Regions from separate parts of the Homo sapiens genome. Here all the other regions are linked to region 2. The links are chromatin contacts, found by Hi-C or POLR2A ChIA-PET in ENCODE. All regions are on one chromosome and are shown on one strand. Each heading gives the region's core, a stretch centred on a gene start or an enhancer-like site at or near the end of the contact. The rest is flanking DNA. Distances are from core to core; before and after follow the strand shown. Region 1 holds the start of RBSN (rabenosyn, RAB effector). Region 2 holds the start of OXNAD1 (oxidoreductase NAD binding domain containing 1). Region 3 overlaps TBC1D5 (TBC1 domain family member 5).

Region 1 (3,618 bases), core at 613-3,112, 1.2 Mb after region 2:
ACTTACAAGTTGAGGCCACATAGCTATTGCTTTTTTGAGCAAATGAAATGATGAATATGATATTTTTTTCTTTTCTTTTCTTTCTTTTTTTTTTTTTTTTTTGAGGTGGAGTTTCACTTTGTTGCCCAGGCTGGAGTGCAGTGGGACAATCTTGGCTCCCTGCAAACTCTGCCTCCTGGGTTCAAGCAATTCTTCTGCCTCAACCTCCTGAGTAGCTGGGATTACAGGCGAGCGACACCACACTCGACTAATGTTTTATATGTTTGGTAGAGACAGAGTTTCACCATGTTGGCCAGGCTGGTCTTGAACTCCTGACCTCAAGTTATCTGCCCACCTCGGCCTCCCAAAGTGCTGGGATTACAGGCGTGAGCCACCGCGCCCGACCAAATATGTTTTTTGTAAATGATAAAATGACAAGCAAAAATCATGATGGTTTAATAAACGTTCATTGCCCTACCCAAAACATAGTCCTGCCTGTAAGTGTGGCTCGTTTTGGGACCTCGGTGGCTTCAGACTTTCAAAAGGGTGGTTTTACTCCCAAAGTCCTGGCTTTTGGGACCTAAGGCAGAAGCTAGTGATGGAGACGGGGAGCTTGGCATGTTGCTTTGCTTCTGACAGGTTAGGAAGCCTCTTCCTTGTCTCCATCAGTAAACAAAGGGAAGTCATTATTCGCTCCTGCAGATGTTGTAACGTTAAAAAAAAATTGGCCATCAGATTGAGAGAAAAGGCTAAGTCACTGGAGCCAATTTCTTTTGTACAGATGAGAGAACTCAGGCGAAGAAAGGGGAAAGGACCTGCTCAAAGCCACAAAGTAACGTACAGCCAGGGCTAGAACCCAGATCTCTAGACCCCTAGTTCACTGCCCTTTCACTGGTGATTGCTTTCCAAAAACTCAATGCTCTCCAAGTCCGGAGCCCCATGTCCTTAAATGGAAGGTGATGGAGGCTCAGTGCTCCTGTCCAGAGACCAGGTGGGGAAGACTTTTTGGAGGCAGGGAAAGTGAGATGGGCAAAGCCAATATGCAGGACACCCTCCTACCTACCTACCTACCGTGCAATTACCTCAATCTTCACAACACTGTGAAGCGGAGACTATCATTATCATCCCCATTTTACTTCTGTAAAAGGGGGCCAGTAACACTGCAGGGATGTAAACGGAGGCCCAGGATCGTCCCATCGTCCCATCGTTCTCTGCAGCTCTTGCTCCTAGAGGCTGGCTATTGCTAAGGTCCAGAACGTGTGCAGGGCACAAAGCAAATAGGTCTCCGGGACTGGGATGAGGTTTTGCCTCTCTATACCCCGTGGTACCCAGCACAGCGTAGGCACGGGGTAGGTCCTGGCTGATCAATCGTCCTGCCTTTTGAAAATGCCATCTTTTCCACAGGCTTGGCCATGCTGTACACCCCGGGATACACCTTCTCATACCAAGTCTCCACTCTCATGTGGTTCTATTCTTGGACTTTCCATCGCCTCCACGTCCCCTGAATATTTTTTCTGTCTCTAGCTCTCAGGAACTTTGATTCCTTGGCTGCCTTATTCTTTGTGCACTTTGGTCAAGAGCCAAAGATCTACTGGTCTCAGCTTTCCCACCTGTACAAGGCGGTGCAGAGCCATTGGCTGGCTTTGACGCGCTATTAGTTCGAATTCGGGACGTAAGAACCGCACAAAATTACCGAGCCCCACTTTCTCTCCGCTCCCCACCATCCCCTCCCTCGTTCGGAAAGCGCCTGCGCAGAAGCCGCCGGCCCGCCCTCCACTATTCGAATCCGTATCCGCCCTTTTCGCGCCCTCGAAGACTCGGCGCTCGACAGGCGTCTACCAGCTTGTCTTCCGGTTTCGTCGCCGCCGCAGGCGCACCTGCCGAGTTCCGAGCGACCGATGGAGATGGCGGCTGCGGCTGAGTGACGGACGGTGGAGGCCCAGAGCCCGGGCCTGAAGGGGGGGACAAACCTGGGTGCCCGCAGGAGCCCGGCAGGGTACATACAGAGGGTCAGGCCCAGTCTGGGGGGCGGGGACACGACTCCTCCAGAACGGAGACGGGCGGGCCGTGTGTGGTTGTGGTGGGTGTGACGTGAGAGGTGGGAGATGGGGCTTTCAGGCCGTGCGTTTCGCTTGTGTGTGCCTTTGATGATTGGGCTCTGTGTGGTTGTGCGGTTACGCGGGGCGTATACACTTGGGTTTGGTTGTGCAGCTGTGGGTGGAGTGGGTGGGTGCTTGTCTCCCGAGCGGTTGTGTTTGATTCTCTGGTTGTGTAAAGCTGAAGCGTTTGTATTCTGAGTTCGTGTGGAGATGTTCGGAGTGTTTTGTGTGGTGTCTGTGCGATGTGTGACGTTGTCATGTCTGCTTCACGGGATTGAGTCGTTCGTGTTGTGTGTGGTCATGCGATGTGTGTATAATCATGTTAGTTATGTGGGTTGTGGTTGCGATCGTGAGGCCGGGTTGAGTGCGGCTGTGGGATGTGTCGTCGATGCGGCATGTGGCGGGGTGACATTCATGCTGGATGTACGGCTGCAGAACATGTAGCTATATTTATTTTTTTTATTTTTATTTTTTTTACTTTTTACGTGATTTAGAGTGCGAGGGGCTTGCTTATGTGTTCAGTTATGGTTGTGGGGTCCAATTCGGTGGTTGTGTTAGATTTCTTTATGGTGTATGCTTAGTTATATGATTTTGGAGTTCATTCATTTCTTCGTTCATTCATGGAGCTTTATTGTGCTGCTTCATTGTGTGTGCCAGGTACTGTGCTAAACCCTGGGGAGACGGCGAAGTGGAAAACATATAGAGTCTGTGCCCTCCCAGATTTTACAGTCTTACTTGGTCACTTCACGTATGTACCTGCGGTTATAAATTGAGATGAGTGCTGTGAAGGAGAAGTCCATTCTGATGCTCTGAGTAAGAGGCATTTCTTTTGAGGAAGTGAGGTTTGGGTTTGGGCTGAGGCGTGAAGGGTGGTTGTGTGGCATGGATGTGGTGGGCTTTGTGTTATTTGTGGTCGTTAGGGGTGAGTGCATGGGAAGAAAGGGAGCTGTCAGAGTCAGCATCAGATGAACCACTGGCTGGGGAGGGAACAGGCCAGACCTAGGGCTGCTATATTCCAGTGGAAAAGTTATGAAGTCACTGGGTTTCTTAACTAGAGGGAAAAAATAGGGACCTGGTGTCTCATTTGTTTATTTTCTGAGTTGCTGCCACCCTTCAGCTTTGAGGACCAGGCAGTCCCTCCTCGGTGGTCTTCTACAGTCCATCCAAAGCTGAGGGTCACACATCTCCCCTCACTATATACTGTGGCTTGTATCCCCAGGTTCTTGGGGAGAAATTTCTCTGCTTTTGTGGAATGGTTTTGTCTCAATTTCTCTTGTGACTGGGTGTCTTGATGAGGTGACATTGGAAGTGACTTTGCCATGAGCCAGTAAGAAAGAGAATGTAACTTATTAAGCCCTGAAGTGTTTAGGCCCCAAATCAATTTATTTATTTATTTATTTATTTATTTACTTTTTTGAGATGGAGTTTCGCTCTTGTTGCCCAGGCTGGAGTGCAATGGCATGATCTCGGCTCACTGCAACTTCCGCCTCCTGGGTTCAAGCAGTTCTCCTGCCTCAGTACCCCCACTAGCTGGGATTAC
Region 2 (3,607 bases), core at 709-3,208:
CCCCAAAACTTGCTGATACATTAGGCAGGGTGTGAGAGGACACTGACAGAGAAAAGCCAAGAATGCCTCAATAAGCATAAATGCACTGAAATTAAGTAAGTTCAAAGAACAATCATGACATCTGTCAATTTAGAATCTTAGGTGTCACTGAGGAAGAAAAAGGGCTCCTCTTGCTCCAACAGGCAAAGACACCTTAGTGGTAAACAAGTAGTATACACAGAGTATTTGACCGGAAATCAGCGGAACTGGGCTCAGGTGTGACTCCTTCCTGCTTTCTAATCTTCAGCAAGTCTCCTCTTGCCATTTTAACATTACCCACGCCACCTCACTGGATTACTGAGAGGAATAAATAAAATGTCTACCAAAGTACCTGGCAAGCAACAGTGTTACTAAAATCAATCCTAATACATTGACCCCTTCTCTTCCTTGTCAAACAACCTAGAGAGGTGGAGGTTTGGTATTGCCAATAAACAACTCCTTCTGGCCTGATATACAACAGCACTCATCAAATATAGTTTGCATTATACAATTATGACCTACTTCTTTTTTTTTTTTTTTTTTTTTTTTGAGACAGCGTCTAGCTCTGTCGCCCAGGCTGGAGTGCAGTGGCGTGATCTCAGCTCACTGCAATCTCTGCCTTCCAGGTTCAAGAGATTCTCCTGCCTCAGCCTCCTGAGTGGCTGGGATTACAGGCACACCACCACACCTGGCTAATTTGTGTATTTTTTAGTAAAGACGGGGCTTCATCATGTTGGTCAGGCTGGTCTCGTATTCCTGACCTCGTGATCCGCCCTTTTAGGAATAAATGTAAAGTTTAGTAGTCATTGTAATGTTTTCTTCAAAAGTGCACAGGGATATATTATGTATATGTGTTACGTAAATGTAAACTAAATGTTATATATCATTGCTGAACCAAGTAAAGCTCATAATTTCCGTGCAAAAGTGGAACATTACATCTAAAAAGGATCTTATATCATCTCTACTCCAATCCTTTCTTAGAAGAGGAAATAAGGCCCAAAGAATGTAAATATCCAGTTGCCAGAGGTAATCAACAACTCAAGATTCCGATCCCAGATCTTCTCTCGAAAGTGCTTTTTCACTACAATGCATTTCTTCTCTACTAAGATATTAAAATGCCTAGTAATTAAGTAAGACCCAATGTAATCGGTTTTACCAAAACAGGCACTAGCACTGCTTTCAAGACAAAAATGCCTTTTATCTGCATTTCGCTTCAAGGCATACATAGGCCTCACACTGATAAACCTGCCTACTGACACCATTTCTTTCACAACGAAAAAACTGGTACTCACATAAGTAATTTGTTCCTGGGCTTTGGAGACAGACAAGCTCTTCATTATTTCCCAGGTGTATGATTTTAGTCAAGATGCCCAACTCTCTGTACCTCAGTTTAAAGATTAATAAAATGGAATAACATGTAAACTCCTAGAGTTGACAATTCCACTTAGTGCAATAGCTGGCACATAACTTCCCAATAATAAAAGGTGATGTTATTACTATTACTAAAAATCATCGTCGTTAATAATGTTATAAGCCTGGCAAACAGAAGACTAGAACTCAATCCCTGCCTTCCAGGGCTTGGTCCTTTCAGCAACACAATTTAGGGTATTTTAAGGCGTCTGGGGTGAGGAAGAAGCGGAATGTACCTGCAGCCAGGAATTAACAAGCTGACCGTCGCCCTGGGCTCAAGGTCACTCGGTGAAGCGAAATTCTACGGGAACTGTTCGTCCGTCACCAGGAAGGGAGGTCGAGGAGGCTAAGCTGCTCTCGCCTCCCCACCCCGCCTTTCCCGAGGGCCGGGAGGCTGCTACCTAGCACCTGCTGCAGCCTTCAGCGGGCTATTTAAGGCGTTAAAGCAGACGATAAGAAGCAGGGAAACTTTCCCCGCTGGCACCTAGCTTGCAGACCCGGCCACGTTTAGTTGCAGGCGCCTGGAATACTCCGCGGTCCCAGACGTGACGTAGCAGCGCGGGCGAGCCCCACATTCTATTGGTCGCTGCCGCCCAATAGGAGGAGCGGTGCGCGACCCCGCTGAGCAAGCTTTCAGTCTTCCCAGTGTCTCCGCCCCTAGTTCAGCCATCTCCATGGTGACCGCTACCGGTTATCCATTTGGCCGCGCAGGGCGGAGTTGCGTCATTGCCTATGCGCCGGAAGGGCTAGTCCTTGCCCGGCGCGACCTGATGATGCCGAGCCCAGGCCGGTTCCGGCGAAGTTAAACCCTCGGAGCTGGCCTCGGACTGCTGGGGCGTTACCCCTTCGGCCACCCCCGCTGACCATGGCAGTGTTTCATGACGAGGTGGAAATCGAGGACTTCCAATATGACGAGGACTCGGAGACGTATTTCTATCCCTGCCCATGTGGAGATAACTTCTCCATCACCAAGGTAACTTCAGGGTCCCGCCCGGCGGTTCACCCAAGCAAGCGCAGTTTGGTTCCGCCCGTTCCTTCCATCATTGGGTAGCCTTTGCTGCGCTGTGTCACCCACGCCCTCTTTCCCGTTGCTGAATCTTCCTCCTCCCGCGTCCCCCCACCCCAACTAATGCCCTGAGCTCTCTCGGTAGGCACGCAGTTCTGGCCTTAGATTAGGTCAGGGAGAGGGTGGCGGAGAGCCTCTGTCTCTCTGCCCGATCCCTGCCTTAGGGTCCCAACCTGGGATATTTCTGTCGAGGAGGGGACTCGTTTTTTGTTTCCCAGGGCTTTTGGGGCGACCGAAGCTCGCCTGACCTTCCTAGGTGTTTCCCCTAAGTGACGCTTCTAGGGGAAAATGATGTCGGCATTTCTCGCTGAAGGCCCTGGGGTTCTCACCCACCTTGGGGGGAAGGCAAGCCACCAAGAGACTTGCATCTAGGGGTGGGATAGGTTTGGGGGAGGAGATGGCGAAGAGAAGCTATCCTGACCACATGGTATTTGATTTCGTTGTAGGAAGATTTGGAGAATGGGGAAGACGTGGCAACGTGTCCTAGCTGCTCTCTCATTATAAAAGTGATTTATGACAAAGTAAGGGATATAATTTTAAAACGGGGGAAGGGTATTGTAAGTCAGTGGCAAGGACTTAGATCAGCTTGTCAGTGATGAGTGCAGGAGAATGTTTCATTGTGCTAGGTAAAGTGCGGTATTTTTTTAGGCAGGTTTTAAACACCATTGATAAACAGCCGAATAGTAAATTAAAACGTTTAAAGTTCAGATTACGTAATTTATTTTAGCTTTAGAGATAAATCTAGCTTTAGTGAAAATTATTATTTATTAAATAGAAAGTATATAGATTATTTTAGTGGACAATTTTTTATATTTCTCTTCTATTTAATATGTAATTAAAATTGTTTAGAGCTGCTAGACTTACTTTGAAGGGAACAATTGTATGGTATTTCGTGCTGGCTTATACACAGAATTCTGCATTATCTTGTTTGAGATATAATTCCTAGGTGCAGCTTTACAATTTCATTTTAGTCTTTAGTTGCCCTATTATCTTTCACCCAAGGATGTTGACAATAGAAAAAAAAAATGTTATTACTGCCCACTCCTACCCAAAGTTTTGTTCAGTACTTGGAATGGAATCTTAGGTAAGGACCTTAACACTCTCAAGGATGAA
Region 3 (3,490 bases), core at 327-2,826, 1.1 Mb before region 2:
TCTTCTGCCTGCTTTATTCTAGCCACACTGGCAGCTGATTAGATGGTGCCCATCCAGAGTGAGGATGGGGCTGCCTCTCTGAGTCCACTGACTCAAATTTTAATCTCCTTTGGCAACACCCTCACAGACACACCCAGGAACAATACTTTGCATCCCTCAGTCCAATCAAGTTGACACTCAATATTAACCATCACAGGAGGGTTCCATATCTTATTCTCTTGAAGACTCTCCCATGGCTCTCTCCACATTTAGATTAAGTCTCCTTGTCATTTCTATATAAATTTTCTGGCAAATACTTAGCTTGTGAGGTAAGGCGGTTAGTCTTATTTTAAGTCCACCAAATTATTTAATTGTAAAAGCTGAATAGCTTGTATAAATTTAGTTTACATCTTTATAAGGTACTATATGATCTAAAATATATGATTTTCATTTCAGTCTATGAGGAATTTCCTAATAATATAAAAGAAGTACAGCCCAGATAAGGTTATAAAGTGTTACTTGTTTTCTAGCTTTGTGATAAGAATTTTTGAAAAAATGTATATTTATGGAGCATCGCTATGTTCCATAATTGCCCTTTGCACTGTGGGGGACAGAGTGGAGTGGTGAATAACACAGATAGGATGCTGCCATCACAGGTTGTATATTTTAGTGTGGTGTCGGGGAGAGTGGTGAGACAGTAAGCATGTATAGATAAAGAGAATAATTACAGAGGGTGATCATTTTTCTGAAGAAATAAGGCAGAGTAACTAGATAGCTAGAAGGAGAGTAGCCAGTGGGATGGCTACTTTAGGAATAGTGATTGGAGAAGACATCTTTGAGAAGATGACATTTGAGCTGAGATGTGAAAAAATTTAAAGGCCAGACATCTGAAGAACTAGGGCAAGAACATGTAGACAGAGGGAGTAGCTAGGGCAAGGTTAGTTTCTCAATGAAAATGAGCTCAGTGTTTAGAGGAGCAAAAAGAAGTCAGTTCGGCTAGAGCAAGTGCTTTAGAGAAGGAAATCTGAGAGGAGAGCAAAGGCCAGGACAGTCTTGTAGACCACAGTAAAAAGTAAAGATTTATTCTGATTGCAATAGGAAGCTTTTGGAGGACATTGAGCAGTGGCATGATACCTACAAAGATAATTATGGCTGCTGTGCAGTGGGGCAAAGGTGGATGTAAGAATGGAAGCTGGAAAAGCAACTAGGAGTCTATTGGAGTATTTCAAGTTAGGTAATGTTAGCGATTTATTAGACTAAAAATGTAGTAATAAAGACAGGAGTAGGTAGATGGGTTGGGGATATGTATTTTATGTTTCAAAATACAAATTAGGGGATCATTATGTGTAGTTTTCTCACATTCATAAGTTTCTGTTCCGTTTTTACTGCTCTGTTTCAGATCCTTTTTACCTCCTGCCCACAGTCACTTACTTGTTTAATTGTTTTCTTGGGATCTAGTGTTTTTCCACTTCCAGTCCATTCCATGTGTTAACAGCCTAATCACTCTACTCAAAGCAGATTTATAATCACTCTATTTGCCTAATCCAGAACTTTCTATGACTCCCTGTGCCCTGAAGAAGAATGGACTTACTCAGTTTCTCTAATACATACCCAGTTCCCTTTTAGACAAGTGCTTCTGGCATTATTCAATGAACAGGTTTTGTGCTTTCCATTTTCAATGTTTTGGAATCTTTCATGCTCTCCTCTGCTGGAATGCTGCTTCCCTCTGCTTCCTGTTAGATTCCTAACAGCTAACCATTCAAGGCCTGAGTTCATCACCCAAGTTTATGAAACATTTTCCAGTCTTGGCAATTGGAAATCATTTGTGCCTAGTCTGTGTTCTATAGAATTTTCTTAATAACTTTTTAATATTATTTAATTTTGTTTGGTCTTTTATTTATTTAGGTCCATCTGTCAGTGTATTCAATACATTTATATTGATCTCCTTAGTGTACCAGGCACTAGAGATGCCAAGATAAATGTGATATGGACCCTTAAGAAGCTTACAGAGAAAACAGGAAAAAAAAATTACAATGCAGGATTATTGGTGTCATTAAGAGAAGCAGTATGTACAAGAGCTCTTGTGTTAGCCCAGATCTTACCTTTCAAACCTAGTAGTAAACCCTTTGAAGGCATGGACCTAGTCTTGTTTTTGTCTCACTGGTTATCACCAAGTTGATGCTTAATAAATGATCATTGATTGTGAATCTTATCACTGATGATCAGTGTTGTTCAATTTTAGTAATTATCTCAAACATCTTTAAATTTTCACAGACATAAGCACACTTCAAAAAATAATATTATCAACTTTCTAGTATGAGTTTAAACAAGATAATTTGATTTCATGAGCTGTGATTCTGCCATCATTATTTAATTTATTTGATCTGGATACGTCACTGTATTAAATATTATCTTCCTCTTCAGCCAATTTTAATATTCCTTTATGTCACCCTTTTTTGCCTCAAAGCGTTTTGCAATCATTTCAATTAATTGTTCTTTATCTTAACCTAATGAGGTTGTTACTATTCCCATTTTTATTACTGAAAAAACTGATAATCAAAAGGTAAATCAAGGAATTTCCATTTACAGCATTCTAATTTAGAACTTGAATTGTCTATTCTGAACAAATGTTGCCATGTTTCAAAAGCTGTAACATTAAAAGAAATTCAGTATTATTTAAAATGGTGGAAATAGTGAGTTCACGATAAAATATCATTTCCATATTAGATGCCAAAGAAGTATGTTATTTGGTCTATCAAGGTCTATTCTAAAAATATATATGCAGCATCTATAACATCATTTGCAGATTAACATATTTATAAGCTATTGCCAAATAGTCTCATCTTTTCTTCAAATGTGTTTTCCCTCTCTTGAATTAAATGATTAAATTTCTTTAACTGACTTTTATAATTGTAACTTTGACCATATTTAAAAGTTTATCTGATTGCCTATTGATATGCTGTTATCATCTTCAATATTTGATCTTTTGTATTTCTAGTTATTGTAGTTAACATTTTAGGTAGCTCATTCATAATTTAATTATTCTTTTTCTTACTTGTATCTCCATGGTGAGTTTTTAAAGATGCAGCTTTCTTGGGCCAGGTGTGTTGGCTCATGCCTTCAATCCCAGCACTCTGGGAGGCCAAGGCAGGAGGATCACTTGAGCCCAGGAATTTGAGACCAGCCTGGGCAACATGGCAAAACCGTCTCCACAGAAAACACAGAAATTAGCCATTAGCCAGACATGGTGGCACACACCTGTAGTCCCATCTACTTGGCAGGCTGCAGTTGGGGGATCTCTTGATCCCAGGAGGTTGAGACTGCAGTAAGCTGTGGTCATGCCAGTGCACTCCAGCCTGGGTAAAAGAGTGAGATCCTGTCTTAAAAAAAAGTAACTTTCTCATCTTAATGTTTCCTTTTGTTTATAGTGTATATGTATGCCATGCTTCAAACATAATCTATTTAAGCAAATTTTGTCTTCTCAGTTTTTTAAGTCTTATAATTTGATATT

Evidence for each region. Hi-C counts contacts between places; a loop is a spot of excess contacts on that map. ChIA-PET counts read pairs that join two places held with the same protein, here RNA polymerase II (POLR2A). Pooled maps may share reads with other maps.
Region 1: a map of CD4-positive, alpha-beta memory T cell shows a loop between it and region 2 (14-fold over the local background). The contact joins the promoter of RBSN here to the promoter of OXNAD1 in region 2. A Hi-C loop is called at or near these places in 2 of 168 maps with a recorded cell type or tissue (CD4-positive, alpha-beta memory T cell and naive thymus-derived CD4-positive, alpha-beta T cell) and 10 of 50 pooled maps. POLR2A ChIA-PET finds 5 or more read pairs at or near these places in 1 of 52 experiments (T-cell).
Region 3: a pooled map shows a loop between it and region 2 (4-fold over the local background). The contact joins the enhancer-like site here to the promoter of OXNAD1 in region 2. A Hi-C loop is called at or near these places in 5 of 37 single-sample maps with no recorded cell type and 4 of 50 pooled maps.

The regions. Positions count from the first base shown.
Region 1 is chr3:15,097,392-15,101,009 of GRCh38, reverse strand. It overlaps RBSN (rabenosyn, RAB effector), which reads left to right and starts at 1,862. Exons shown (of 14, transcript NM_022340.4): 1 at 1,862-1,975; 2 at 2,736-2,891. RefSeq lists enhancers at 1,775-1,904, 1,793-2,657 and a silencer at 2,995-3,074.
Region 2 is chr3:16,263,563-16,267,169 of GRCh38, reverse strand. OXNAD1 (oxidoreductase NAD binding domain containing 1) reads right to left here and starts at 1,958. Exons shown (of 9, transcript NM_138381.5): 1 at 1,665-1,958. DPH3 (diphthamide biosynthesis 3) reads left to right here and starts at 2,227. Exons shown (of 3, transcript NM_206831.3): 1 at 2,227-2,401; 2 at 2,941-3,015. The coding sequence starts at 2,294. RefSeq lists an enhancer at 2,086-2,395.
Region 3 is chr3:17,397,262-17,400,751 of GRCh38, reverse strand. The region is part of intron 8 of TBC1D5 (TBC1 domain family member 5); the gene reads left to right. Among named protein-coding and RNA genes, the nearest start is that of TBC1D5, 340 kb to the left of the region's middle. Within about 2 kb of position 1,576, at least 3 of the 41 ENCODE cell types and tissues checked have a DNase peak (open chromatin) inside an H3K27ac peak, as active enhancers do.